Linked DNA regions of Homo sapiens: regions 1, 2, 3, 4, 6 and 7 are each linked to region 5. Evidence: read pairs that join two places in POLR2A ChIA-PET (ENCODE). Cell type or tissue: OCI-LY7. All regions are shown on one strand.

The links. ChIA-PET counts read pairs that join two places held together with the same protein. Peaks named below come from ENCODE experiments on the same cell type or tissue, not always from the same donor. Only the 100,000 strongest peaks of a DNase experiment are listed, where the experiment ranks them.
Region 1: POLR2A ChIA-PET joins it to region 5 with 5 read pairs; 1 of 35 experiments calls an interaction of 5 or more read pairs at or near these places.
Region 2: POLR2A ChIA-PET joins it to region 5 with 5 read pairs; 2 of 35 experiments call an interaction of 5 or more read pairs at or near these places.
Region 3: POLR2A ChIA-PET joins it to region 5 with 7 read pairs; 2 of 35 experiments call an interaction of 5 or more read pairs at or near these places.
Region 4: POLR2A ChIA-PET joins it to region 5 with 10 read pairs; 1 of 35 experiments calls an interaction of 5 or more read pairs at or near these places.
Region 6: POLR2A ChIA-PET joins it to region 5 with 6 read pairs; 1 of 35 experiments calls an interaction of 5 or more read pairs at or near these places.
Region 7: POLR2A ChIA-PET joins it to region 5 with 6 read pairs; 3 of 35 experiments call an interaction of 5 or more read pairs at or near these places.

The regions. Positions count from the first base shown.
Region 1 is chr3:23,339,819-23,343,818 of GRCh38, reverse strand. The region is part of intron 3 of UBE2E2 (ubiquitin conjugating enzyme E2 E2); the gene reads right to left. Among named protein-coding and RNA genes, the nearest start is that of UBE2E2, 140 kb to the right of the region's middle. In OCI-LY7, no CTCF peak of the experiment used is centred here; a DNase peak (open chromatin) is centred at 2,228; H3K4me3 peaks cover 2,859 bases; H3K27ac peaks cover 4,000 bases.
Region 2 is chr3:23,288,901-23,292,900 of GRCh38, reverse strand. The region is part of intron 3 of UBE2E2 (ubiquitin conjugating enzyme E2 E2); the gene reads right to left. Among named protein-coding and RNA genes, the nearest start is that of UBE2E2, 88 kb to the right of the region's middle. In OCI-LY7, no CTCF peak of the experiment used is centred here; no DNase peak of the experiment used is centred here.
Region 3 is chr3:23,177,414-23,181,413 of GRCh38, reverse strand. No RefSeq gene overlaps it. Among named protein-coding and RNA genes, the nearest start is that of UBE2E2-DT, 24 kb to the left of the region's middle. In OCI-LY7, no CTCF peak of the experiment used is centred here; no DNase peak of the experiment used is centred here.
Region 4 is chr3:23,574,147-23,578,146 of GRCh38, reverse strand. The region is part of intron 5 of UBE2E2 (ubiquitin conjugating enzyme E2 E2); the gene reads right to left. Among named protein-coding and RNA genes, the nearest start is that of UBE2E1, 230 kb to the left of the region's middle. In OCI-LY7, no CTCF peak of the experiment used is centred here; a DNase peak (open chromatin) is centred at 1,556.
Region 5 is chr3:23,403,634-23,407,633 of GRCh38, reverse strand. All of the region lies in intron 3 of UBE2E2 (ubiquitin conjugating enzyme E2 E2), which reads right to left. Among named protein-coding and RNA genes, the nearest start is that of UBE2E2, 200 kb to the right of the region's middle. In OCI-LY7, no CTCF peak of the experiment used is centred here; DNase peaks (open chromatin) are centred at 2,343 and 3,600; H3K4me3 peaks cover 3,266 bases; H3K27ac peaks cover 4,000 bases.
Region 6 is chr3:23,586,699-23,590,698 of GRCh38, reverse strand. It overlaps UBE2E2 (ubiquitin conjugating enzyme E2 E2), which reads right to left. Exons shown (of 6, transcript NM_152653.4): 6 at 1-965. The coding sequence ends at 868. Among named protein-coding and RNA genes, the nearest start is that of UBE2E1, 220 kb to the left of the region's middle. RefSeq lists an enhancer at 414-913. In OCI-LY7, no CTCF peak of the experiment used is centred here; no DNase peak of the experiment used is centred here; H3K4me3 peaks cover 405 bases; H3K27ac peaks cover 551 bases.
Region 7 is chr3:23,517,947-23,521,946 of GRCh38, reverse strand. The region is part of intron 4 of UBE2E2 (ubiquitin conjugating enzyme E2 E2); the gene reads right to left. Among named protein-coding and RNA genes, the nearest start is that of UBE2E1, 290 kb to the left of the region's middle. RefSeq lists an enhancer at 2,894-3,063. In OCI-LY7, no CTCF peak of the experiment used is centred here; a DNase peak (open chromatin) is centred at 2,186; H3K4me3 peaks cover 620 bases; H3K27ac peaks cover 1,223 bases.

The DNA.
Region 1 (4,000 bases), 64 kb after region 5:
GTACTGTATAATTCCACTTATGTACAGTCCCAAAACAGTCAAAACTTATCAATGGTGTGAGAAGTCCAGACAGTGGCTAAGTGAAGGAGGCACGAGGTCTCCTTGGAAAGGAGGGCTGGCAATGTTCTTTTTTTAAATCTGGCACCGATTACACAGATGTGTTCACTTGAGGAGCATGCCACATACTTCACAAAAGTTTACTTTAAAAGTAATACACATGTTCACTTCAGAACTTTTTTTCTTTTTTTAGATGGAGTCTCTGTCGCCCCGGCTAGAGTGTAGTGGCGCCATCTCGGCTCACTGCAACCTCTGTTCCCCAGGTTCAAGCGATTCTCCTGCCTCAGCCTCCTGAGTAGATGGGACTACAGGTGAGTGCCACGACACCCAGCTAATTTTTGTATTTTTAATAGAGATGTGGCTTCATCATGTTGGCCAGGCTGGTGTTGAACTCCTCACCTCAGGTGATCCACCTGCCTCAGCCTCCCAAAGTACTGGGATTACACGCGTGAGCCACTGCTCCTGGCCAGAAAGTTTTTAAATTGAATATACTACATATTCAGTCTTGCGTCTTGCTTTTTTTTTTCCATTTTAGACTAAGTCCTAAGTACCTTTCCATGTCACAATGTTTCATGAACATGTTAACTCCTTCATGTACCTTAAGATATTTTAAAAATAAGAAAATGTAGTTTGTATATGTATGCATTCACATATATATATACATACTAATATGTAAGGTTTTAACATAAAATAGCAGTTAAAGACCCAATATAGGGTAAGTTTTAAGAGTTTTTCATGTCAGACCACTAGTTATGCTACCAAAAGAATAAGCACCATTCCTCCAGCACAGCAACAATAACAGCAGAAGTTCCCCACCCCCAAAAAAGTATTATCTTCAAAATTTGTCCTAAAATAACAATTCTTTTAACTTTAAGAATGGTTTCAATAGTTTGGTTGCAATAATTTTCCACAGCTATGAAGCAGAAAAAAAAATATAAAAGTTTATTCTTGGGTTTAGGACTTATTAAGAAAATTTCCCCTCCCATTTCTATCAAATTCACCTGATCAACGCAGGGTGATGCTAATACTCATTTATATTCCATAGTATTTCCAAGAAAATATACATGTATGTATTCTTGGTGTCAGGAACCAAGTCAGGAATGTTTAAATATACACATACGAATAAATAATAAAGCCAACTACAAACAAATACATTGGTGTACTGCAGAATGCATGTGCATTCTATAACCAGGGGCATAGTTTATGTAGTGTGAAAATGTAGCCTACGACCACAGAAAAATTCACACAATCTCATAGAGACTAAAGTGAAATGTTTATAAGCACGGAAGAGAACATTTTTATCTGCGGAAGGAAGAGCTCTCCTATCATATCCCCTCCTGTGCTAAATAAACTATGCAATCAAATAAGCTAAGGTCCTGGGCAACATGGAGAAACTCCATCTCCACAAAAGATTTGATGGATGGTACTGTGTGCCTAGAGTCCCAGCTATTTGGTAGGCTGAGGTGGGAGGATCACTTGGGCCCAGGGGCTTGAGGCTGCAGTGAGCCATGATTGTGCCACTGCACTCCAGCCTGGGCAACAAAACAAGACCCTGTCTCAAAAAAAAAAAAAAACTAAACTAAATCAAAGTACCCCCCATAATGCTTAAATCCTCTTTTTAGCTAGACAGAAATAAATAGTGTTTCTGTCAATAGCTTTCCTCCCTCCTCCAACTAACCTAAATGAATTTGAAATTTCAAAGTCTCCACTGTAAACAATACATTTTGTAAACACCTAATGCTTGGGCAAGAAATCAACAAATGTTTGTTCTCTTTTACTTCCCTACTATCAATTATTAGTTTTGTTATATGGAACTATGTATACATAATTACTTAATCTTTGAAGTCTTTTGTGGTTTGGGTCTTGGTTTTGTCATAATTGTTTACATCTTCTCATTGATTCCTTTTCAGAACTAAGATAAACTGATACACAGCTAGCTGACTGCTGTTTACTTTTCACAAAGAAAAAATTGGCCAGATACTTTTGCAAGCAAATAGTTTGATCAATTACTACACTATTAAAATTACTAAAGTATTTTTAGAAAAAAAAAAGAACGAGAAGAAGGAAGTGAAAGAAAAGAGGGGAAATGATTATGCTTTAGAATACAGTTTATGCAGATAAGAGTAGCTGTGGGAGACACAGTTTTAAAATGCTACCTTTAATTTCTGTTCACAGCTGTCAGCTGGATAAGATGCTCAAATGCAGACCCTAAACCTAAGCTTACCTACACTCAAACCTTTAGCTTGTGGTCTTGAAGATTCTAGGTGAAGACACAACTAGAAAAACATATACTGTATTTATAACTACCAGAGTTCATATGTCCAAAATGAGACCTACAATGCCCTCAAGTAGAATCTCAATAGTGTGGCTTTGGGTAAATTTATCTAATTATACTTCAGTTTCTTCATCCACACAATGTGGATAAGATGAGTACTTAAACAACTGTAAAGATTAAATGAGTTAATGGGTTCCTGTCTGGCATACAGGAAGTGCTCTATAAAAGTTCATCATTGTTACTATAAGGAACATCACCACCAATAAGATAATTTGTTGCTTCCCAGTCTGCTCTTTAGGTCTGTAGTCTTACCTCCAATATTTAATGCTGCAGTTGGGTGAAAAAAATAGACTTTTAGGCTATTAGCAAGACTTACACCTTTTCAATGCAAGGCTCCTGATTCTGTGAGCATAAACTTCTTGGAACCATGGTCTGCATTTCAAAAGAAACATTCATCATTTTTGTGGCAAAGATCATTTGATGTACTCACTTATATAAGCAGAATTTCTAAGGAATCTAAAACTCTCCCACTGGTGTTGGTGCCTCATTCCTGGTGGGGGGAGTACGAAAACAAAGTGTAGGAATTGAGGAAACACAACAGAAGGATGAAAGTATATTGCTTGAATAGAAGGCAAAGAAATGGTTTATATACCGACTTTAAAGATCCTACTTAACATGACCATCCTTTTCACATGTTTCTGACTTTCAGTATTTCAGAGTTAACAAACACACCTATTGCTCCCAGCATTCAGTCTTCCCTGTTTTGACTGACTTACAGGCTACATCAGGAAATTTATTTCTAATGCAGTCCAAGAAGGGTTTCCAGGGCTAAAGATTTCTTTTTTCTTGTTTTAAAATAATTCCCACTATGGACCCACTCAGCATCTTTTTCTTTAAAAAAATTAAATGGTTTTCACGTGTCTTTTTAGAATGTCTCTGTTTAACATTTTAAAACATGTATTTTAGTGTAGTTAAGCACATTTATTTAAAGGATTAGGTGTGACTGTGTGCTTCATAATGGCAACCTGTAATTATTTTTATAATCATCAACTGTTCAGATTTCATATTTATATTTTCCAGAGCATGACAGGCACTTGCTTCACAAGAAGAAAAAAATATAGTGCATAGTAGATGCAAATTATTTTTCCTCACTTTTCCATAACCAATTTATAAATACTCTGTATTTTAGCTAAAAATTTAATGTAAATAAATGTTAAAAACTGTGCATTCTGAAAACATGATTATCAAACAGGCAAAAAGAAAAAATTTTAAAGAGTAATGGCTCTTTACAATTCAGTAGAATATATACATCTTTTATTCATTACAGTATTGTGGGAAAATCTGGAGCCTGACATACAGACACAGGTTAAAATGTCACCTCCAATATAGGTTAACTACGTAGGTCCTGGCAAAACAGTTAAGCTTCTAGGCTTCAGCTTATCCATGTATTAAATGGGAGTTAACAACTGAAAATTCACAGTATTATCCAAATATTTAAAGACTTTAAATGTTTTCCCTCTTTTCATCCTAACTCTTTTTCTCTAAATATTTCAGTATTTCCCGTTATTCCTGACAATTAAAAATAAACTAAAACAAACATAAAATTAATCACTCTGACTACTTTGATTATTTTAAATCAGGTTAAAATGAATCCATTTCTAGAAGTGC
Region 2 (4,000 bases), 110 kb after region 5:
GGTTTCACCATGTTGGTCAGGCTGGTCTCAAACCCCTGACCCCAGGTGATCCACCCACCTCAGCCTCCCAAAGTGCTGGGATTACAGGAGTGAGCCACTGTGCCCAGCCAATTATCCTGATTTTAACTGCGAACAAAAAGAGGCACAAACAGGTTACATAACCTTGTAAAAGATATGTAATGGCCACACAGGCATTAAGTGGCAGAGCCAAGGCTGTCTAGTTCAAGCTCTTCACCACTAGGCTACTCTAGCCAGTAGCAGGTTATTTCAAAGGCTGGAGGGCTCCCAGGAGGAGGTGAATTTTAATGAAGTACTGAGAATTGTTGCTAACTATTTATGAGGCACCTAGGAGACAAGTGAGTGGGGCTCTGAGAGGTACAGTGATCTAGGCTAGTAGAGAGAGCAAGCCTTGGGCCCTATGTAGTGTCACTGGCTTCAAGAATGGCCCACAAACTAATTTCTTAACTTCTTCCTCTGAAAAAAAAATAAGGTCAGGAATAAAAGTAGCATGGGCATGTATGTCTGCAGAAAGGTACATAACGAATATACCTCTCATATACCACCAATACTGTTTTAAAGACGACATTTTAACACCAAAAATAATGAATATAGAGTTGTCCCTTAAGCTGGATGAGGTGGCTCATGCCTGTAATCCCAGAACTTTGGGAGACTGACACAAGAAGACTGCTTGAGCCGAGGAGTTTGAGCAGCCTAGGCAACACGGCAAAACCCCATCCCTACTAAAAATACAAAAATTATCTGGGCCTGTAATCTCAGCACTTTGGGAGGCCAAGGTGAGCGAATCACGAGGTCAGGAGATCAAGACCATCCTGGTTAACACGGTGAAACCCCGTCTCTACTAAAAATACAAAAAATTAGCCGGGTGCGGTGGCGGGCGCCTGTAGTCCCAGCTACTCGGGAGGCTGAGGCAGGAGAATGGCATGAACCCAGGAGGTGGAGCCTGCAGTGAGCCGAGATCGTGCCACTGCACTCTGGCCTGGGCCAAAGAGCGAGACTCTGTCTCAAAAAAAAAAAAAAAAAAAAAAAAAAATTAGCCGGGCATGGTGGCACACATCTGTAATTCCAGTTACTCAGAAGGCTGAGGTGAGAGAATTGCTTGAACCCAGGGGACGGAGGTTGCAGTGAGCCAAGATCGTGCCACTGCACTCCAGCCTGGGCAACAGAGTGACCCTGTCAAAAAAAAAAAAAAAAAAAAAGCCCCTTAAATAGAATGAATTAATAAATACAAAAACCTGATTACATTGTTTTATTTTTCTCATTTTGCCCAATACCATGAATTTGGGAACCACTGCCCTAGACTGCTAAATCTGTGAAGGTGGTTATTTTCTAAGTTAACATAGTCAGCAGTATGTTGCTTGTATACGGTCTCTGCATTTTATTAAACCTACTGAGTAACAAATGCAGTATTAATTTTTAAAATAACATTAAAATTGTGAACAAAAGCCTTATTATTACAACATGTGAAAAGACAGATAAAGATTTCTTGTTTTGTTTATATACCTTTTAAGCAGTTTATTGTTATCACTACAATAGTTTTAAATGTTTTTTCCTACTCTTTTAAATCTTTGTGCCCAGATGTTAAACAAAGGTAGGATCAACCAGTAATTTGTGAGTTTGTATACTGCACAAAAGCTTGCAGCCAGTGAGTAAGGTCTGAAATTCAACCACCTTTTTGTGCATGGTTCTACCTAGAAGTCCCTTATCTGGCCAAGCTATGCATCTACCCCAAGGAGAATCTGCATCTAGTCAGCAAAAGATATTCTATAGGCTAGAAGCAGCCCTAGGCTCACGTTTTTTGTTTTTTTTTTTTAAAGACAGGGTCTTGCTCTGTCTCCCAGGCTGGAGGGCAGTGCATTGTTCATAGCTGACTGCAGCCTTGAACTCCTAGGCTCAAGCGATCTTCCCACCTCAGCCTCCCAAGTAGCTGAGACTACAGGCTACAGGTACATGCCACCATGCCCGGCTAATTTTTTTTTTTTTTTTTTTTTTTAGACACACAGTCCTGCTATGTTGCCCAGGCTGATGTTGAACTCCTGGACTGAAGCGATCCTCCCACCTTGGCCTCCCCAGAACTGCTGGGATTACAGGTGAGAGCCACCACGCCTGGCCAGAAACATTTTTTAAATCCAAAAAATAATAATAATAAAATTTGATATTTTTTAAAGTTAGTATAAATATATTACCTATAACCATAGTTTATCTGAGGTTTTAAATTCTAAATCACAACTATGATAAGCTTGTCCTTTGCTATTCAAAGAGCTGGTCCTTAACTGGGCACGTTCTCCTATAATCCCAGTTACTCAGGAAGCTGAAGTGGGAGGATCACTTGAACGGAAGAGTTGGAGACCAGCCTAGGCAACAAAGCAAGCCCCTAGTTCAAAAAAATAAAAATTAAAAAAAAGAGAGGTCCTCAAACCTACATTGGCATCACCTAAGGAGCTTGTTAGAATCTTAGGCCCCATCCCAGATCTCTAAAACAAGGTCTACACTTTTAACAAGACCTCCAGGTGATTTACACATACATTACAGTCTCAGAAACAGTGATCTAGACTAGCAGAGAGGGCAAGCCTTGGACCCTTTGCAGCGTCACCAGCTTCAAGAATGGTCCACAAACTAATAAAGTGCCCCCTCACTTGCTTTACTGACCTAACAAGGTAACAAGATACAGAAGCTGCTACCTCATAGTTACCAATCTAACTGCTTAGCAGGGTAAACACATCATTTGCATGTGTGCGTATGTGTGTGTGTGTAGACATATACATACATATTCTAAAAAGTCACTTTTCAAAACCACATTATTGAGTGGTTTAAAATATAAACTGGCTTAAAATATATTCACCCTTGTGTTAACTCAAATTTCCCCTTAGAAATGTTTTAAATGAGTCCTCTTTAGTCAATTTTGCATGCATATATGCTCCGTAAGAGAAATAGTCTATCAATTCTTTATGCAAAAGTATGGTCATATTTTTTAATTATATCACAGTAAGAAAAATAACTTTTACAGAACCATTCTGTTCCTACGGTAGAAATTTAAAATAAAACAACTTACCACAACTCGATTATGAAAAGCTTTAATGTAATGTCACTGGTAGACACCATTCCTTTACAATTTCATAACTTAAGTTCAACTAAGTACTTGAACGTTCAAAACTAAATAGCATGCATTTAAAATTCCTAGTACTCAGCTAATGTGTATACCTAAAAGTATAAAAAGAAGAAACATAATCAGAAAAGATGTGTAAAATGTAGTAAGGATCTAGAAATGCACTCTACTTATGGTAACACAGTACAGTATTTTAAAGTGACATCTTAAACGGTATTTCCTCATCATCTGCTTTTGTTTGCTACTTCCTATTCATCCATCACATTTGAAAAATTGTATCTAGAAGTCGCAAAGTGTCAAATTGCTTTTGCTTAGAAAAGTTTTCTCTTTACATTATAAGGTATGTCTGCAAAGAATGCCAGCTAAAGTAACAAACCTTCACTGTGTGAGTACTGTACTGAGCTGGTATCATTGTTGGTTTTCTCAACTTTAAAGTATAAAAGATTTCAAGCAAACTCTTAGAAAGAAAAGCATAACAGACCTTTATAAATCCCTCATTCAGCTTCAACAATAATCAGCTCAAGACTGACCACGTTTCCACTTTAGCCGTATTTGTTAACTCTCATTACCCTTTCTCCAATTACTGTACTTCAAAGCAAATCACAGGTACCCACTGAAATATTTACAAATGAGGAGGAGCAAGTTGGCCAAATAGAAGCCTCCACCAATTGTCCTCCCTGCAGGAACATCACATTTGACAACTATCTACACAAAAAAGCATCTTCATGAGAATTAAACATCAGGTGAGTGGTAACAGTACCTGGTTTTTAACTTCATATTGCTAAAAGAGTCACTGAAGAGGGTAGGACAGTCTTGAACTGCCAATGCCACCCCTCCCCCATGCCCCAGCAGCAGCCACGTGGTGTGAAGAGAGAA
Region 3 (4,000 bases), 230 kb after region 5:
GGTATTTATTAATACATTTCATTAGTATTGTGAAGATGGGGGAGGAAGTAGTAAAAGGGAAAAGTGGAAGGTAAGGATATAGAATGCAGAATGAGAAAGTGAGATTGATAAGGGGCCAAACCTGCTGTTGATTGGTATTCCCTAATCTAATTGTTTTTTGGCCTACTGTGGCAATTCTTTGTACTTGAGTTCAAGAAGATAGTAGTAATATTCTGCCACGGCCCAGTAGAACTTTCCTATGACTACCATGTGCAATATAATTGTCACTAGACACATGCGGCTATTGAGCACTTGAAATGAGACTAGTGCCACTGAGGAACAAACTTTAATTAAAATTTAAATTTAAATATCCGCATGTGGCCAGTGGCTACTGCATTGGACAGTGCAGCCTAAAAGTATTATCAACAAGGTGAAAATTTTATTTGTTAACATCTTTCATTAAAATTCCCTCTAGGTACAAAAATGTCTTTCTTTGGCATGGCCTGTGCTAAGCCCATTGGGTTATGTATTCTACTTTACATGTATTAACTTATTTAATTCTCAGATTAACTTATTGAGAGTTACTATTATACCCAGTTAAGAGGCAATGAGTCTGAGGCACAAATAATTTAAGTAATGCCTAAGAATCACATGGTAAGTAGAGATCCAAAGACGTGGCTGTCATCAGGTGCTAAAGGCATGCTTGTAGAAGGATAAACTGCCTGGCATAAAAAAAGGGAACATCTGAAAAGATGATTAGAGTGAGAAAGATGGAGAGAACTGGGTCTCTATGGGGTAAAAAGCCCATGAGGCTACAGGGAAGGGACTAGAGCTGTGCTATAAATAAGGTAGCCACGAGCCATGAATGGCTATTTAGATTTAAATATGTTAAAATTAAATAAAGTTAACATTTAATTTCTCAGTCACATTGGCCACATTTAAAGTGCTCAAAAGCCACATGTGGCTAGTGGCAACTGTACTAAGCAGTGCAGAACATCTCCATCATCATAGAGTTCTATCGGACAGCTCTGAGTCGAATGATAGTTCAAGGATGGCTGCATCTACATGAACACAAGAGGTGGTTTTCACGGATTTAAGTCAAACCTCTTTTTCATCTTTCCCCCAAATTGCTGGCAAAGCCCATTAAGTTCATGAATCTCTGTAGAAGTGAGTGTAAATTGAAGAAAAGGCTGCACTTCTCGCCTAGGTGAATATGACTTGGTATATGGGGTCTCTCTCAAAAGCAAGAGGCTGGAATCTGAAGTAGTCACATAAAGTAGCCAAAAGTATTATTGAGGGGTAAGGGGGGCTTTGAACTCCCATAAACTATGGAATTAATTAGAAGAGTGGTAGTGGTTTGAACCGTTTTTTTTACTAAAATTTCTGGATACTCTGACCCTCTCCACTCCACCTGACAAAATTCATGTAACCACTCCTGTAATGTGAAATGGAGAACTATTTTCTACTCTAGTCTTGATCTCAGAGTCCTTAAAATAAGGACACTGGGTCTTTTTGAAAGCCACAATTTGTGGTCTGTATGTACCTAGCCCTCCTGTTATTGATTTTAAGTTACCACACAGGTGACATCCCTGGCTCTAAATATAATAGTGGTTAGCAATCTAAGAGCAAAACACTGTTTTAAGCATTTTATATATATTAAACCTATTTAGTTCTCAGATTAACTCAAAGAGATAATGCTATCCCCATTTTAGAGATAATGAATCCAAGGTACAGAGAGATTAGGTAACTTGCCACTATTCACATAGTAAGTGGGAGAGGCAGGATTTGAATGAATTTATCCCTAGACTCCAATCAATGTCTTTCTTATGTTTCAAAAGGCAGATAATCATAGTGATTTATGTCTTGTTGGCTTGGCCCCTGAATCCCACCCATGTGTGTTGCCTTCATGGATACTTCATGGCAAGAAGAGCTGACTCAGTCGGGTGTGGTGGCTCACACCTGTAATTCCAGCACTTTGGGAGGCCGAGGTAGGTGGATCACCAGAGATTGGGAGTTCGAGACCAACCTGACCAACATGGGGAAACCCCATCTCTACTAAAAATACAAAATTAGCCAGGTGTGGTGGTGCATGCCTGTAATCCCAGCTACTTGGGAGGCTGAGGCAGGAGAATCGCTTGAACCTGGGAGACAGAGGTTGTGGTGAGCCAAGATTGCGCCAAGAGTGAAACTCTGCCTCAAAAAAAAAAAAAAAAAAAAAAAAGGAGTTGACTCTGCAGGTGAATTTCAAACATTAATCCATGTGCCCATGATCTCTAGGAGTGTGGATTTGGAAGATAGGGGCATCCGGAACTATTTGTAACTGAAAGTACCAACCTCCACCCTTTGGGTGGAAAATAAAAGTATTCTTGGCTATCTGTGCAGCACTCTTAAGGAACTGGGTGCTAAGCTATTGAAAATTTCTAGTTGTTGTCTGAACACCTTCTTTTTTTTCTCACTGCAACCTCCACCTCCTAGGTTCAAGTGATTCTCCTGCCTCAGTCTCCTGAGTAGCTGGGACTACAGGCGTGTGCTACCACGCCCAGCTAATTTTTGTATTTTTAGTAGAGACGGAGTTTCACCATGTTGGCCATGCTGGCCTCGAACTCTTGACCTCAGGTGATCTGCCTGCCTTGGCCTCCCAAAGTGCTGGGATTATAGGTGTGAGCCAATGCACCTGGCCTTGAACATCTTATTGACACTATTTCACCAGCCATGTTACATACAGCAGAATGGGGGTAGTGATATATGCAATCTATAATTAATTGCACATTATAGACTTGCAGAATGCTAGTGCTTGGATGGACTTTAGCAGTCACCTGGCCCAGACATTCTTAATAGCTGGGCTATAAATCATGCTTCAGAATCATTCAGGAAGACTTTTAAACATGCAGAGGCCAGGTTCTATCTCTGGTAACTCTGACTCAGTAGGTCTGTGGTTGGGCCTGGGCATCTGTACTTTAAGGAGATACTCATTAAAAGGAAATTTAGTCAGGTGCGGTGGCTCATACCTGTAATCCCAGCACTTTGGGAGGCCCAGGCAGGTGGGTCACCTGAGGTCAGGAGTTCGAGACCAGCCTGGCCAACATGGTGAAACCCCCGTCTCTACTAAAAATACAAAAATTAGCCAGGCATGCTGGTGCATGCCTGTAGTCCCAGCTACTTGGAGGCTGAGGTGGGAGAATCACTTGAACCCAGGGGAGGCAAGATCATGCCACTGCACTCCAGCCTGGGTGACAGAGTGAGCCTCGGTCTCAAAAAAAAAGAAAAGAAAAGAAAAGAAATTCATTAGTCACATTTGGAGGATGCTAAATAAATAATTTATTATTTTAAAATCTGGCAAATAAAGAGGAAAATCATGTACTCATCCTGCTTTTCATTTACCAACTCTATCGAGAAAATTATACAGCTGTTTAGGGACAGTTTCTCTTTATTGTAGCATTGCAGCTAGTAAGTAAAGAAAGAATGTTAGAATATCACCATTCTGTAGCTCCTAATGAATCAGTGAATCTGGGCAATGGTCATCAATAGCTGTGAATAACACAAAATGGCTCTCCTGATGAAAGTACACAATACAACATGTAAAATGTTCTCAACAAAAAATTAAACTAGGATCTCATCAAATCTCTGTATCTCACTTTCAATTTGCAGAAGATACAGAGGACAGAGGAACATGCTAAATGACACCAGGGAAATCGGTCATCAAAATCCAGACTGTGAGAAAGTCTATAGGTCAAGTCATCTAGTTTCTTCATCCAATACATTGCAAGGGGGGAAAAAAGAAGGGGAATCTATCAAGTAAAAAAGACTTAAGAGACATAGCCATCAACTGAAGCTGGAGCTTATTAGGCTGTTGATTTAATCACACAAATTTTTAAAAATATTATTAATTTTGTTAGGTGTGACAATTGCATTGTGGGTATGTTTTCAGAGATACTGAAATATTTATGGATGAAATGAATATGAATATTTATTAATAAAATAAAAGGATCCATTTTAAAATAATTGCGAGGAAGAGAAGTGG
Region 4 (4,000 bases), 170 kb before region 5:
TTGAGAAGTGTCTGTTCATGTCCTTTGCCCACTTTTAAATTTTTTTTCTTGTAAATTTGTTTAAGTTCCTTGTAGACTCTGGATATTAGATCTTTGAGTACTAGTATTTTGAAAAGAATCTTTTTTTTTTTTTTTTTCTGAGAGGTAGGTCTCAACCGTGGGCTTAAAATATTCAGTACGTCATATTAAAAAAGATGTGCTGTCATCCAGGCTTTGTTCTTCCACTCAGAGAGCACAGGCAGAGTAGGCACAGGCAAGTTTTTAAGGGTCCTAGGATTTTTGAAATGGTAAATGAGCACTGGCTTCAACTTGAAGTCACCAGCTACATTAGACCCCTACTAAGAGAGTCAGCCTGTCCTTTAAAGCTGTGTAGCCAGGCATTGATTTCTCTCCAGCTATAAATGTCCTAGATTGGTATCTTTCAACAGAAGGCTGTTTCATCTACAATGAAAATCTGTTTAATGTAGCCACCTTCATCAATTATCTTAGCTAGATCTTCTGGACAACTTGCTGTAGCTTCTATATCAGCAACTGCTTCTACATCTTGCACCTGCCTTGTTCCTTGGTCACCCTCAACCTTGCAATTTTATGTTAGGAAGATGGCTTCTTTTTTAAAACCTTGTGAGCCTACCTCTGCTAGCTTCCAACTTTTTTTCTGCAGCTTCCTCACCTCTCGGCCTTCACAGGATTGCAGAGAGTTACGGCCTTATGCTGGATTAGGCTTTGGCTTAAGGGAGTGTTGTAGCTGGTCTGACTGTCTATCCAGACCACTAAATCCCTATCAGCAATAAGGGTGTGTTGCTTTTTTTTTTTTTTAAATCATTCCTGTGTTCATCAAAGTAGCACTTTGTATTTTCTTTAAGAACTTTTCCTTTCCATTCACAACTGGCTAATGCTTGACACAAGAGGCCTAACTTTTGGCCTGTTTTGGCTTTTGACATGCTTTCCTCAATAAGCTTAATTATCTCCATCTTTCAATTTAAAGTGAGAGACATTTGACTCTTCCTTTCACTTGAACACTTAGAGGCCATTACAAATCAATTACAATAGTAGCATCAGAGATCACTGATCACAGATCACCATAAAGGATATAATAATAAAGTTTGAAATATTGTGAGAATTACCAAAATGTGACACAGAGACATGAAAGAGCACACGCTGTTGGAAAAATGGGGCTGACAGACACGGGCTTGCTACTAACCTTCAATTTGTTAAAAAAAAAAAACAATAACAACAGTATATGTGAAACACAAAAGCACTGTCAAACGAGGTGTGCCAGTACTGCCTTTTAGCTGTCTGTTTACTTTTCTGTTTTCTCACTGGACGGGAGCCCATGCACTCATTCAACAAATATTTATTGAGCCCCTACTCTGTTCCAGGTACTGGAGAACCAGTGCTAAACAAGTTTCTCCCCTCACAGGACTGTCTGTCATCTCTGTATCCCTCTTACCCTATATGTTTACTGCATGGATGGATGGATGATTAGAAGAATATAAGTAGATAAGGTATACACACAACAACAGCCATATATAGCACAGTCACTCCACAAGGCAGGTGTTCCTTTGCAGCACTAGCATTATAAATAGATTGCATCATAGATGTTTGTCCTGTCTCTACTCAAGGATTACTAGGAAGTCAGAGATAGGGACATGGTGGTGATTTTAACAGCATTCTTTCACTTTTCTCCTCTAATTATGTAAACATAATTTAAAAATTATGTTTTTTTAAACATAATTATTTTGTTATTGGAATTTGTGGCCTGCACTTTGCCATTTCTTGGATTCTTCAAGGCTATGATCCACTGTCCTCCGGCAGTTCCACTGTATCTTTGATTAATGTTATTCTTTTCGCTCCCCAAGTCACTGGAGGCTATCTGTGAGTTGTCTTAAAATGAGAGAAATAATTAATTTTTGTTTCTTTCATAATACTTTTATTCCATGGTTTGGTCTAGCCTAGTTTTATTTAAATCTTTTATAAAATTAAAACATAACAGATGTGCATTATAATAAATTCAAATAATACAGAAGTATGTATAAAGTAAAAAAATACTACCTTCTCTTCAACTCAATACCCCCTTCCACCTTGAGGCAACTACAGTTAATGGTTTGACCCTCATCCTTCCATATTTTATTTATTTAAATAGAAATCGCACAGACATTCTGCAACTCGCATTTTCTTCTGTAACAATGTACCGTAGCTGTGTTTCTGAGACAGCACATATTGACTTAGCACATTAGTTTTAGTAACTATAAGGCATTCCTTTGCATAGTGAGTCAGCATTCATTTTTCCACTCCCCTTATGATCACATTTAGATTTTGATTTTTTGCTGTTAGAACTATATTACAGTCTTGTATAAATCTTTGAGGACATATTTGAGTACTTCTGGAGGGCAGATTCCTGGACCACTGTATACATTTTAAATGTCTGGTAAATGCTGCCAAACCACCCTTCAATAAAAGTATGTACAATTTACTCTCTTTCTGGGCATTCTCACCAACTCATTATCAGCTTTTTTGTTTTTTTTCCAAACTAACAGAAAAATAATCTGTCGTTGTACCTGTATTTAATTTGATACCTACTGAAGTTTAACATTTTTTCAAGTTTGTTCACCATTTGTATTTCTTCTGTGAGTATTTTGTTCATGTCCTTAGTCCATTTTTTCTAATATGAAGGAACACTTTATACACTATAAATATTGAAAACACACTATAACTAAGCTTTGGCCTCAGTACTCGGTCAAAATTTGCTTTAGCTTTTGGAAGACGGAATAGGCAAATGCCTCATTCAATGTCATTTCCAGGTTTACTGAACTTGTAGAGATCAAAGATCATATAGGTTATTATCACATATAGTAAGCATAACATCATCACTTGGACTTACTGTTAGTATCTGAATACTGATTTTTAAATATTGGTAAGCATTCTGAATGTAACTTGGGACTAAAAATCTCTTTTAGCCAAAGACAAACTACATAATATATGAAGGAAACATCTGGCATTGTCTACACATGTATTCACACAAATGTTCAAAATGAGAGAGAAGAGCAGCCACCACATGTTAAAAGGCTGCTGGAACAAACATGGTTTTAATGTTATCCACTGCAAGTGCTAATACAGGCTGAGTAGCCCTAATCTGAAGATCCAAATTCTGAAATGCTCCAATGCGCATTTCCTTTGAGAGTCATGTAGGTGCTCAAAAAGTTTCAGATTTTGGAGCATTTTCAATATCCAGATTAGGGACACTCAACCTGTACCAAAAGAAAATGACTTGGTAACAAGCAACAGCTGCTGGCATAAAGTGTAGCACATCTGGTGACTGTGTGAAGCAGCAAGTGAATGCAAAAGTATTAGAAATAAAAATGTAATGGCAGAAGTCTTATGTCTGCTTCTTAAATATTGAGAAAGTGTTTTCTTTCTTAGGGACAAGGTCTCATCATGTTGTCCAGGATGAAGTGCAGTGCCTAATCACAGGCATGATTATAGTGTACTATAGCCTCAAACTCCTTGGCTCAAGCAATCCTTTTTTGCTTCAGGCTTCTAAGTAGCTGGGGCTACAGGTGTGTGCCACTGAGATCAGCCTGCAAACTGCTTTCTTTATAAAAATTTATAATTTTTAATGTTTGTGGGTACATAGTAGGTGTATATATTGATGGGGTACATGAGATACTCTGATAAGGCATGGGAATGCAATGTATAACAATCACATCATGGCAAATGGAGTATTCATCCCCTCAAGCATGTATCCTTTGTGTTATGGACAATCCAGTTGTACTCTTTTAGTTATTTTAACATGTACAATTAAATTATTTTTTATTATAGTCACCCTGTTGTGCTAGCAAACACTAGGTCTTTTTCATTCTTTCTAACTGTTTGTATCCATTAGCTGTGCTCACTTCCCTCCCTCTGACACCAACTACCTTTTCCAGCCTCTGGTAACCATTCTTCTACTCTCTATCTTCATGAGTTCAGTGGTTTTAATTTTTAGCGCTCACAAATAAGT
Region 5 (4,000 bases):
CACAAACACACACACATGCACTCCTCCCAAAACAAACATACAAACCATAAAAAGTAGAGGGAGGGGCGCAGAGGAGATAAAGGATGTAGCAAATGTTGACGGTAGTGAAAGAAGAGGGATGAGTACGGGAGCAGGGGATCAATTCTTTACATTTGTGTATGTTTGAACATTTTCAGAATTAAAAGTTTAAAATATTTCAGAAAAAACCCTCCAATTAATCAAGATGTCAAGATGTCAATATATCATTTACATTTGTGGACACTGGGATCTTAGCTAAGGTCACAGAACCAGAACTAAGCAGCTGTGTAGCAGCTAGACTAGGGCTGTTTATACCAGGTTGTCTCAGATGTCATCTGAATCTTTTTATTCTTTCCAGAAAAAAAATGGGGAAAAAAATGTGTAAAGCTTGATGCTCACCTGCACAGTGGTCAAGACCTTTTTTTTTTCCAGGCCATTCTGAAAGTCAGGGTTCTCAAGAGAAAAAGGGAGACTATACCTTCTTGATGACATCTTTGGAGAATATCTTCAACATGTGAAGCTGAAGAAAAATTTGTCTCCAAAATACTTGGGGAACTGGGGAAGGGAATAATCCAATGAATTAAAAGTATCACCAAATATGATTGCTTTACAATTTGGAATGGGCTTTCCTGTGGACCCTTCCACACCCCAGCCCCTGCCCTCCTCATGGGGGACACTGACTTCATAAAGAAGCTGTGCCAAGAGAGCTAAGTGAATTAAGTTGAATACTCTGTGGCACAGTTTAGCAAGCAATTCATCAATAGGGAGGTATCAAGTGTTGCTGGCTGAATTTTAAAGCACTTTCTCCAACACGGCTGGATATGCATGCCTCTGGGCATACAGATTTTCTTTATGTTGGCAGGAGAATTGTTTCCTCATTCCATCTTCCTTACAGTCAATTGTCATGGTCACAGAACACAAGGTTAAGAGGGATAACCTCAAAGATAATCTTTTAGAAAACCCATTTTAACTATTAGTTTCAATCTTCTCTTTAACCAAAATCTTTCCACCTAGGAACCCATAAATCACTACATTTACTTATTTAAGTTTTACTATGTCTTATTTCTCTCTACAGTTTCAAGCGGATACATAACAACAATATTAAAAACTACTACTTACTAACTAGATGAGTTCTTTAAATCTGTTTTCTCATTTTTCCCAATAACCTCATTAGGGTAGGTATTAGTCTTGCGATTTTACAGACTGGCAAATGGAGGTTTGGTCAAAGAGTTAAACATATCAGTTCGAGGTCATACAAGTAGTATGTGAAAGCCAGATTCTGAACCTAGGCTGTCCTGACCTGCCCTTTCCAGTATGCTGCATTATTTGTGGAAATAAAAAAGAAAGAGAAAAAGAGAATCAGAAAAGGAAGGCAGCAAGAGAAAGAAACAGGAAGGGAACTGGGAGATCCATTAACAAATCTTTACAAACTGGAGAGCCTTGGAAATATTGTCTAACACTGTCTTTTACTTTATAATTCTGCGTTCCAGGCAGTCAATGTAAAACTACAAGTACTTTTAAGTAACCCAGTTTTATACTCAGGCTATTGTTTTAATTTTTCATTTACTTTTTAACAAACACATATTCTTCACAACTGAGAAGATCTTCATGGAGAAAAATGTCATTAGAAAAGGCTGAGATTTTAACTTGGCCCTAGTTATGGGAAACTCAATGGAAAAGTCAATTCTTCTTAGTGACCAATTCATGGCATCAGAGATAGCACTGCATGGAATTTCTATCACTTTGATCCAGACTTGCACTGGAGATAAAAGGGTATCTCCAAAAGGAGAATTATGCAAATTTGGGAATGCCTTAAAATAAATCATTATTAATATTAACCTTTATTATCCATAAATAAAGGTTAAAACTAAACAAAATGTTAAAGAGTGTGGTAAATGAACTTGCCATCTCACTAGAACTGCTTCTCTTCCTCCTGTGCTTCAGATTTCAGTGGATGGCCCCATTATCTTCAATCACCCAGTCAAAAGCCTGGACACCTCTATACTCCTCCCCTCACTTTTCACCTGACTTTGAGTGACTTTTTAGAATTCTTGAGGAAAATCCCTAATAAAATTTTATGGGGAAAAATTACCTGAAAAAAGTCATAGCTCTGCATAACCATCTGCCAGTACTCATACTCCCTACTAACCAAAAATAATAGACAGTGTGCCATGGTTGAGAAAGTACTTCTGTGTGTCAGAAGAGCTGGCTTTTCAGGCTCTGCCACTAACAAGCTCTGGGACTTCAAGACTAAATGAAAGCATTAGGCACTGTGTTAGTTGTTTTACATAACCTCATTTCATTCTTACAATCAGTGAGGCAGGTGTATCACTGGCATTTTTTAAAAAATGATACAAAGGCTCAGAGGCATAAATGCTTTGACCAAGTGTAAAAAGCTAAGAGACATATTTGGAATTCAAACCTACAATGGTCTACCACATTATACTGTTTCGCATGACTTCCCATGTGTAAAAATCTTAAAATGAAAGCAAACCCAAAAATATTGTACAGCAAACTGTTGCTGTATTTTTCAAAAATTCACTGATTACAGCAGCAGCAACTGTCAATTAAATTCCAGCTTTGTTCCACACATTTCAGTATCAGAAAAACACCTTCGCATCTGAGTCAAAGTATATAAGCCAAATTTCAGAATGCTAACGAAGTGGCTGAACTGAACAGAGTAGTGGGAAATAGAATGTGTTAACTACTTGTATCTCAGATTTCCCTGTATTCAATATACTTGTAACTGCATAATATAATTTGACAGTGCAGAAAAGTGATGGAAATTTCTAGGCAAATTCTCTCTGCCTGTTGCCATAGGAGTATTAAGTACAGACAGACATACATTGGCAAATATTTAAACGCTACAGTTAGCGATTATTTTAAATATGAAGCATAAAAATCATGCTTTTTAAAATTGCAAAAAATGCTGATGAACAAAAAGCTATGCAAAAAGAAGGTACTTTGTGTTGCTATAAACAAACTCATAAAACAGAATTTTTAAAAAGGAAATCAGTACACAGTCTTAACCTGTTACTTATACAATTCCAAATGCTACATTCCTAATAGTCAGCCAAGTGATATATTCATCAAATAACAACAAAAATGAACTCAGAGCTCTCAATTTCTACTAATGTAGGGTCAACTGGGTTATCTGAGAAAGAATGATAAGAGTTTATGGGCTATGAGTAACAAGTTTAAGGTGACTAATATCTGTTACAGAAACACTCCATTGACTTGGACATTTATTTTTGATGAATGAATGTCATGTTAAACAGCTAAGCATGGAGGCAGAGAGGGAGCAACAGTTAAAAATACTAGCATCAAATCTTATTGCAGTCATATAAAAAGCCAATGTTCAATAAATACCAATATAGCTATTTATTATATGATATTCCAACAAGCAGAATCTCATTGCAACTGAGTTGATAAATACATTTATTACTATGAATGTGTACATATGTGTGTGTGTGTGAGTGTGTAATCCAAAACCCTTCTCTTAGAAAGCAATGTCAAATAAGAGTCAAGAAAATGGGGTCAACAAGTTCTGTTTCAGGAATACAGTCTTTTGTACTTTGCATACAGTTCCTGCTCATGGCTGCAGAGAAAATGAGATGGCAATGGGGAGAAGACAGGAAGAAGAAGGCAAAATGAGAAACAATAATGACAGATGCTGCAATGGTCCACCTTTTCGTTACTGACATGGTTAATTCTTCATCTTGGATTGAAGTAGAAAGTACTTTTTGTTTGTCCTCTATGTTTTTAAAATTACTACTATCCTACAATGGCTTTTTTTTTTTTTTTTTTGGAGACGGAATCTCACTTTGTCGCCCAGGCAATCTCGGCTCACTGCAACCTCCACCTCCCGGGTTCAAGCAATTCTCAAGCCTCAGCCTCCTGAGTAGCTGGAACTACAGGCGTGCACCACCACATCCAGCTAATTTTTGCATTTTTGAAAATAGAGACCGGGTTTCACCATGTT
Region 6 (4,000 bases), 180 kb before region 5:
ATATTAGAGGTTTGAGATGAAAAATACACTTGAACCTGTAATTGAATTAGACAAGCCTCACTGCACGTAGGGCTACAGCGGTCACCAGGACACAAAGCAAATGTCGGGTTACCAGAAGTGCAGTTATCAGCCACAGTGATTTATTGAGTGCTTTAATAATACAAGTGTACATCAACTGATCCACAGTCAAAAGTGGCAGGTCCCTAAGAAATTTACAAGCACTTTAAGTAAATCAAAATACATATTATTTTGTTCAATCCAACAGTCTTCTGCGGGAGGGACAGAAGGCTAGTGATAAACAGAGTCTCAGTAATGCACAGTGATTCTGATTGAAGCTTTTGTACAAAAACTTGTTCCCAGTAGCATGCACCCACCAATAAAGACTTCAGTACAAAAAATTAACCCTAAGCACTACATTTAAGTAGAAACGAGATATAATTCTGAATGTGTTTTCCCAAAGATCACATAAAAGAAAAAAAAATCAAAATCAAATAAACAACAACAAAAAAAACAAAACCACACAGTAATACAAAGCTTTGTAAGAAAGCTCTTACTATTACAGCTCCAACATTGTTTGCACTGAAAACAAAAGTTCCCATCTATGATGAGGTGGGAAAAAATCCCAAATCTTTCAAGTTAACAGAAATCAACAAGGGAATAAAATGAGAGATAAAAGAGAGCGTGGGAGAGAGGAAGGGGGGCAGGAAGAACTGGGATGGGAAGATGGACAACATACCATCACAAAATGGTTCCAAATTTAATAAAAATAGGAAAATAAGAACCGAGGTCTGGAGGGGTGGGCAGGGCTACCGATGCACTTGGTGAATGTGCTTGCACAGGTCCCGCGGGGCGGCAGGCAGCAGGCCCCTATGTGGCGTACCGCTTGGTCCACTGTCTGGCCATCCGGTCATGCTCTGCTCTGTTGGTCATGTACTGTGTGGCGATGCTGCCCACCAGAGGGTCAGCTGCAAGGAAAGCAGAGTTGGGAGTCAGTAAATACCAGCACTGTGGGGGAAGAAGTGTTCAGAAAGCTGGCAAGGAGTGGGAGGGTAGGAGATGAGAAGCTGCTGTTCTAACCTGGACCACCATTGCTGCGGCTGAGCCAGTCACCTGCTGCTGACAGACTACATTTCACACCAGCTGCCCCAAGAGTCACCTATCTGTATTTTACTGATAGCTCTTGTCATATTTCTTGACAAGTCTTATTCTCTTTCCCTGTACCCACCACATACTTCTCACCTTGCTCCCCTCGTATTGGTTTTTTTTTTTTTCTTTTGAGACAGGGTGTTGCTCTGTCACTCAGGCTAGAGTGCAGTGGCATGATCACAGCTCAGTGTAGCCTTGACCTCCTGGGATCAAGCAATCCTCCTCCTGCCTCAGCCTCCTGAGTAGCTGGGACCACAGGTGTGTGCAACAACACCTGGCTAATTTTCAAATTTTTTTTTGTAATTTTGGGGGTCTCACTATGTTGTCCAGGATAGTCTCAAACTCCTGGGCTCAAGTTATCCTCCTGCCTCAGCCTCCCAAAGTGCTGGGATTACAGGTGTGAGATGCCTGTCTTCAAGTAGATATTTCACGGAGAAAATGCAGGTGGGCTGTGGGCAGGGGACTCATGGGCTCTTGATGAGCTCTCCTGGGAAGACGTTTGGCGGTCTGGACAACTCCTTACCCTAGGCTAGCACCACAGGCAGGTGGCATTCTCCTGCCAGATTACCTTATCTGAGGAGACGCCAGAGTCTGAGCTGGACAGTCAAAAGAGGGGAGAGATGGTCCACTTCTTCCTCAAAATTTGGTAACATCCAACCTACATAGCTCATTATTACAAAAATACTAATAGATGTTAATAATAGCTAACACTCACCATGACTAACCATGTCCTAAAACTCTAATATGTTAATGACATGGATTTCTAAGGAGCTGACACAGGAGGAAATTGGAGCATAAGGAGGCTGAGTCTCTTGCCCAACGTGGAGAAAGGGGTGGAGCAGGGCTTGGAGCCAGAGTTCACCCTCTTAACTAACAGGGTGCTGTTAGTTAACAGGGTGCTTAACTTAACAGGGTGCTGGGAGATAGCTCTCTATCCAGAATATTGATTGGGTCAACGTTTAATTAAAAAAATTGGGGCACGGTGGCTCATGCTTGTAATATTAGCACTTTAAGAGGCTGAGGCAGCAGGATCGCTTGAGTCCAGGAGTTTGAGTCTGTAGTGAGCTATGATCGTGCCACCACATACCAGCCTGGGTGACAGAGTGAGACCCTCTTTAAAAAAAAAGACAAAAAAAAAAAAACAAAAAAACAAAAAAACAAAAAGCAAAGCAATTAAAAAAAAAGTAACTTAGGTTCCTAAAGATCCCAGATTCTACTCTTTTCCCTCCAATTCTCTAATTTCACTCTTTCCCCGATTTATATTTCCCCTATTTTTGGTATTGGGAATTTGGGTATATTAGAGCAGTCAGGTAAGGAGGATCCACTAGGGAAAATGAGAAAAATCATCAAAAGCTAATGTTTGGTAGGAAAAAAATAGTAGAGAATATGGAACTACGTCTGTGGCCCAACACCACCGGCAACTTGGGAAGATCCTGAGACTAACCTTGTAAGGCACTCATGGTCATATGTTCTCAATATGAAAGGTATAATAGAAACACCACTTTTTAACCTATCTGCTGAAGCTCATGATAACAAAGCCTTTGAAAGCCTGCTCAACAAGACTTGCTTAAGTTTTCCTGGAATTGTGTAAATCTCGTAATAATTATTCCAGGGAGAAGCCAGTTTCCTACATTCACTTATATCACAATTAGTAGACTACTTAGTATGTGGGTTTGTTCGAAACGTTTGCCTCTCTGCCTACTCTTTGTGATTCTTCTTCATTTTCTCAGATGTTGAAATGAAAACTCTACCATTTCACCCAGTCCAGTCAAGATTCAACAAGATTTAAACCAGCACTACCAAATACAGACACAAAATATCTGGCAATTGGCCAGGATACTTTTTTAAAAATGTAGCCTTTCACTTGAGCTTAAGTAATGACATTAGAGTAATAGGGGCCAAAGTGAAATCTGAGTCACATTTCTCTACCTTCAAAAAAAGTAATCTTGTTCTGATTCCTGGCATTCTAGAATGCAAAGAGTAGGGTGAAACGTGGGCATCCTTAATAGTTTAAGTCTGTATCACTCAAGATAGGTGTTTAATTAAATAGAACTTATATTAGTGAAACACATTGAAGATCCATTCTAACTTACTGATGAAGGTAAGGCTCAATGTCAGAAGAATAACACTGACTTATATGTTCCACCTCAAACTGTACCCACATCCAGAGTGTACACACTGGGAATAAGACAGGTCTGCCACTTCAGCTCAAAGGGGGTGGAGGGAAACAAATGAAGAATAAAGGGAACAAGAAGCTGTGGGGTGGGAAAATGTGTCATATCAACTGTTAATAGTATTTCAGTACAGGCAAAAGGAGAAACAATTAAAAACAAGTTAGAGTGCTGGTAACAATTAGCGTGCGTTGTGCAAACTTTTTTTTGCATGCTTAACATTTAATTGCTTTCAAGGTTCTTTTACGTTTTCAAATTTGATTAAAAAATTTTTTTTCCACCTGTAAAATTATACACACTAACTATAAAACAGTAATTAATAATAATTTAGAAAACCACCTCAGACAATATGCAAGACAGGAAGTTGAAAGTAAAGACCATCTCGTGTATAAATCCACGCAAAGAAAACTGCTGTTAACATCGTGGTATGTTTTCTTCCTACACTTCTAATCACATGATGTAAAAAAAAAAAAAGGGATTAATTTATAGTCTGCTTTTGTAATCTTTTAAAAAATAACTATGATTTTTATACCGATATGGTAAATAACTTTTTACATAGATAATTGTAGATCTACTTCATCATTTCTAATACCTGAATTAAGAACGAATTTCCTGTTTTTAGATGTTTGGGTACTCTCCAACTTTTGTTTTAAAAACAACGATGTGAGGACCATTACCATGCA
Region 7 (4,000 bases), 110 kb before region 5:
TTTAATTCATTAAGCACATACATAGTAGGTGCTCAATTAGTGCTGGGGGGGTGGGGGGTACACGGGGATCCATCAAAACCAGAACCCAAAGCTTTCTTGGTTTAATCTTCCTTCTGGAGCAAGGGTGTCCAATCTTTTGTCTTTCCTGGGCTACATTGGAAGAAGAAGAATCGTCTTGAGCTACATATAAAATATACTTATGATAGCTCATGAGCTAAAACAAACAAACAAACAAACAAAACCTTATCATGTTTTAAGGAGGTTTACCAATTTGTGTTGGCCGCATTCAAAGCCATCCTGGGCCCGGATTGGATGAGCTTGTCCTAGAGGCATCAGTCTCCCCCAGTCAGGTACTAGAACAATTGCTCTTGAATAACAAACTTAACAACCATTATGTGGGGCTATGTTGAGCCAACAGCACTTATTTATCAATTAGTACTGTCCACAGAAGATAATTTAACAGATGTCCAAAGGACCAACATCTCTTAGACAAGATGATTCATTTCTGGCTTTAGAACTGCAAAAGTGTCTCATACATAACAACAATTAATTAGGAAGCACAACAGCTGAGATAGTTAATGGATTCCATGTAAAGCATGTAATAAATGACTGACCATATCACACTTGCTGTTTAACTAAAGACAGTGACATAAACACAAACAGAAGGAGAATGTCCTCCTTTTCGTTTCTTTTCTTTACATTTTTTATAGGTCTCACACTCCCCAAGGCAATTCTGTAAGACGCAGCATATTTACAGATTTGATAAATGTAAAATGAAAATAATGTACAGGATTACTCCATCCTTCAGGAAAGGAGTAATACATTTTATGTTTATAGATATATGAAGGGTCAGTTATTTATTTTAAGAGATCAATAATCCAGTTCATATACAACACAATACAAAGTATTTGTCAAACTAGCTAGAAGTGATGATTTAGCTTTTCATACAGCCTACAAAAGTGTAGAAGTAAACTATATTTAAACATGATATAAAAAAAAACATGAGCTGGGCTTGGTGGCTAACACCTGTAATCCCAACACTTTGGGAGGCTGAGGAGCAGGGATCACTTGAGGCCAGAAATCTGAGACCAGCCTGGGCAACACAGCAAGACCCTGTCCCTACAAAGAACTAAAAAACTATCCAGGCATGGTTGTGTGTGCCTGTATTACTAGCTACTTGGGAGGCTGAGGTAGGAGGGCAGCTTGTGCCCAGGAATATGAGGCTGTAGTGAGCTATGATTACACCATATACTCTAGCCTGAATGACAGAGACTCTGTGTCTCTAAAACTAATAAAAATATAGTAAAACAATGACTGATTCTGTTAATGATAAGTAAATTTACAGCTATTATAGAGTTGGCCAAATTCCCACTCTTTTGGTTGAATGCTATGTGTACAACACACAAAAGAGACATTCTTTGAAAGTAGCAGAGTATTCACAAATACTATAAAAATTTCCAAACTTTGTATGCATACTTGAGGGTAATCATATTTTTCCCCTATGTTCTTACCATAAAGTTAAAAAATACCACATGTATAAACAGTAAGTTGTAACCAAAAATAATAGTAATAATTAAAATAGCTACCAATAATGCCATGTTTATGTGCCACGCACTGTCCTAGGTGACTTGCATTTATTACATAATCTTCACACTCATCCTGTAAGGTGGGTACTATTATTACTAAGAAACAGACATAGGTTGAGAGGAATTCAAATCCTCACAGTAAAGTCAATTCCAATACTAAGCAAAAAGCTTATAAGGAAAATACAAAATAATCAAAGACAAATGAAAACCCCACACCCTCAAAGTTTTTTTTTTAATTAAAGAAAATGACAGAAAAAAATAATAAAGAAAATTATGTAAATTCCAGATCTCAACAGTTTGACTTTACAGAGCAAAGCTAATGACACAGGGATTCAACAGGTTTCTCAGATCAAGTTCTGACAAAATGATCAAGCATGTAAAGTGAATAGCGAAGAGAAGAAATGTTTAATGATATTCATGGCTGGGTGTGGTGGCTCAGGCTCAGCCTGGGAGTTAAGAGACCTGCGTGGGCAACATGGTAAAACTCCGTCTCTACAAAATAATGAAAAAAAAAAAATTAGCTGGGCATGGTGGCATGTGTCTGTAGCCCTAGCCAGTCAGAAGGTTGAGGAGGGAAGATCACTTGAGCCCACAAGGTTGAGGCTGCAGTGAACCATGACTGTGCCACTGCACTCCAGTATGGGCAATAGAGCGAGACCCTGTCTCAAAAACAAAACAAAAAAAACCCTCACACATATATATATTCACTATTACTATTGTGAGATTACTAAAGGCAAAAAAACCCAAGTCAGTTAAAAAAGTAAACAACTGTTTCAACATGACTTGAAAACTCTCACTTAACATGTATAATCTTTGAATAACTTAAATCTCAGCACACAGAATATTCTAGTGAATATTGTTTAAACATCTATGCAGAATAGATGTAGTTAACTAACCTGATACTCATAATACTGTACACTGAAAGTAACAGCTAATCAGGAAGCATACTTGAAAAATAAAAAAGGGTACTTTTATTAAATATTTGAAAGTTTTAGTTGGTTTTATAACAGGCATGACTAATACTATGTGATGATTTGAATTAGATTGTAAAATAGAAAAATGATAATGTATAAGCATTTGTTATAAAGGAATAAAATAGCAAAAAAAAAAACCTTGGTAAAGTAGAAGTGCACTTAATTTTCTAAGCTAGTTATTTCTATTTGAGAATGTGCTAATTCTTGCTTGATATATGACCCCCTTGCAACCAACCTGACATACAAATATTGGTTTACTTAAAAATGGTTAGAAAATAAGATTGGAGTCTTAGGGAAGGAGTGAAGGAGTAGATGTTGAATGACAAACTGAGGAGCTGGTCTTTCATCCTGCAGTTTAGGAGAATGCCATGATGAAAGAGGTGTTTTAGGGATTTGGAACAGGATTGTTATATGATGTTCGTTCTCAAATTAGCCTTTTGTGGAACAAATGCTTTGTGGTAGATGACACTAACTTATTCCTAAATTCACAAAATGGCTTTTATATGATTAATACCATTTTCTTTGAATATTGTCTTAACAGCTGACCAAACCAAGAAAGAAATGAATATATGTGAAACAGAAATAAGGGAGGGGGAGATGGAGAAAACATGGGCAACACAATCCACAATCTGAGGCAGGGACAGAGGGAAAAAGGGACAAGGCACTGCAGGCACACAGCAGCCAGAACTTACTGAAAACCAGTTCCCATCAAGCCTGCACCACTTCCTGGAACCCACTGTGGAGAATATCGGAGAGGGGAAAAGGAAGGCAGCAAATATATGAGAAGAGCCTAAGGCAAGCCTTCTGACTCTTCAGGTCAAGGCATCCTTATAAGGATGGATCTAAGTTTCCTTCCTCACTGTAAACATAAACTAGCTCACAGCTCATTTCAACAACTCCAGGACTATCACAAACATACCTCTTTCTGCCTTCGTGGCAAGCATTCAAGAATTACTTTTTAGTCTTACTGAAGGAATATGTAGTATTATGAGGAATATCTTAAATTTTATTTGTATCTAATGGTAACTACCTGGGTTTGTTTTCCACTTAAATTTCCATGCCTAATTTTCTTTTATCCCAGGCAATCTCTCTCTTCTGTTCTTCTCTATTCCCCACTTGTCCATATCTAATCTCTGCTACCACTCTATGATTTCTGACATGATTTCTTCAGTCTCTACTTCCACCTTCTAGAGTATCTTGCTTCATTCACATTCCACGGCTTCCAAAGCCTGTTCTTTTGGGTTTATCTTTTCCCCTCCAATATTCTCTGTAAGACTACTGCCCTAAAAAAAATGGGTTAATTTTCCTTAAAGCTGTGTAGAAATGTATCTGATAGAAACAAGGAAAAAGAAAAAAGGAAGAGTGGGGAGTAGGGGGAATAAGAATGACTCAGAATTGTGTGAAAAAAAAAATTCCCATTTTCTAATGTTTTATTCCTGC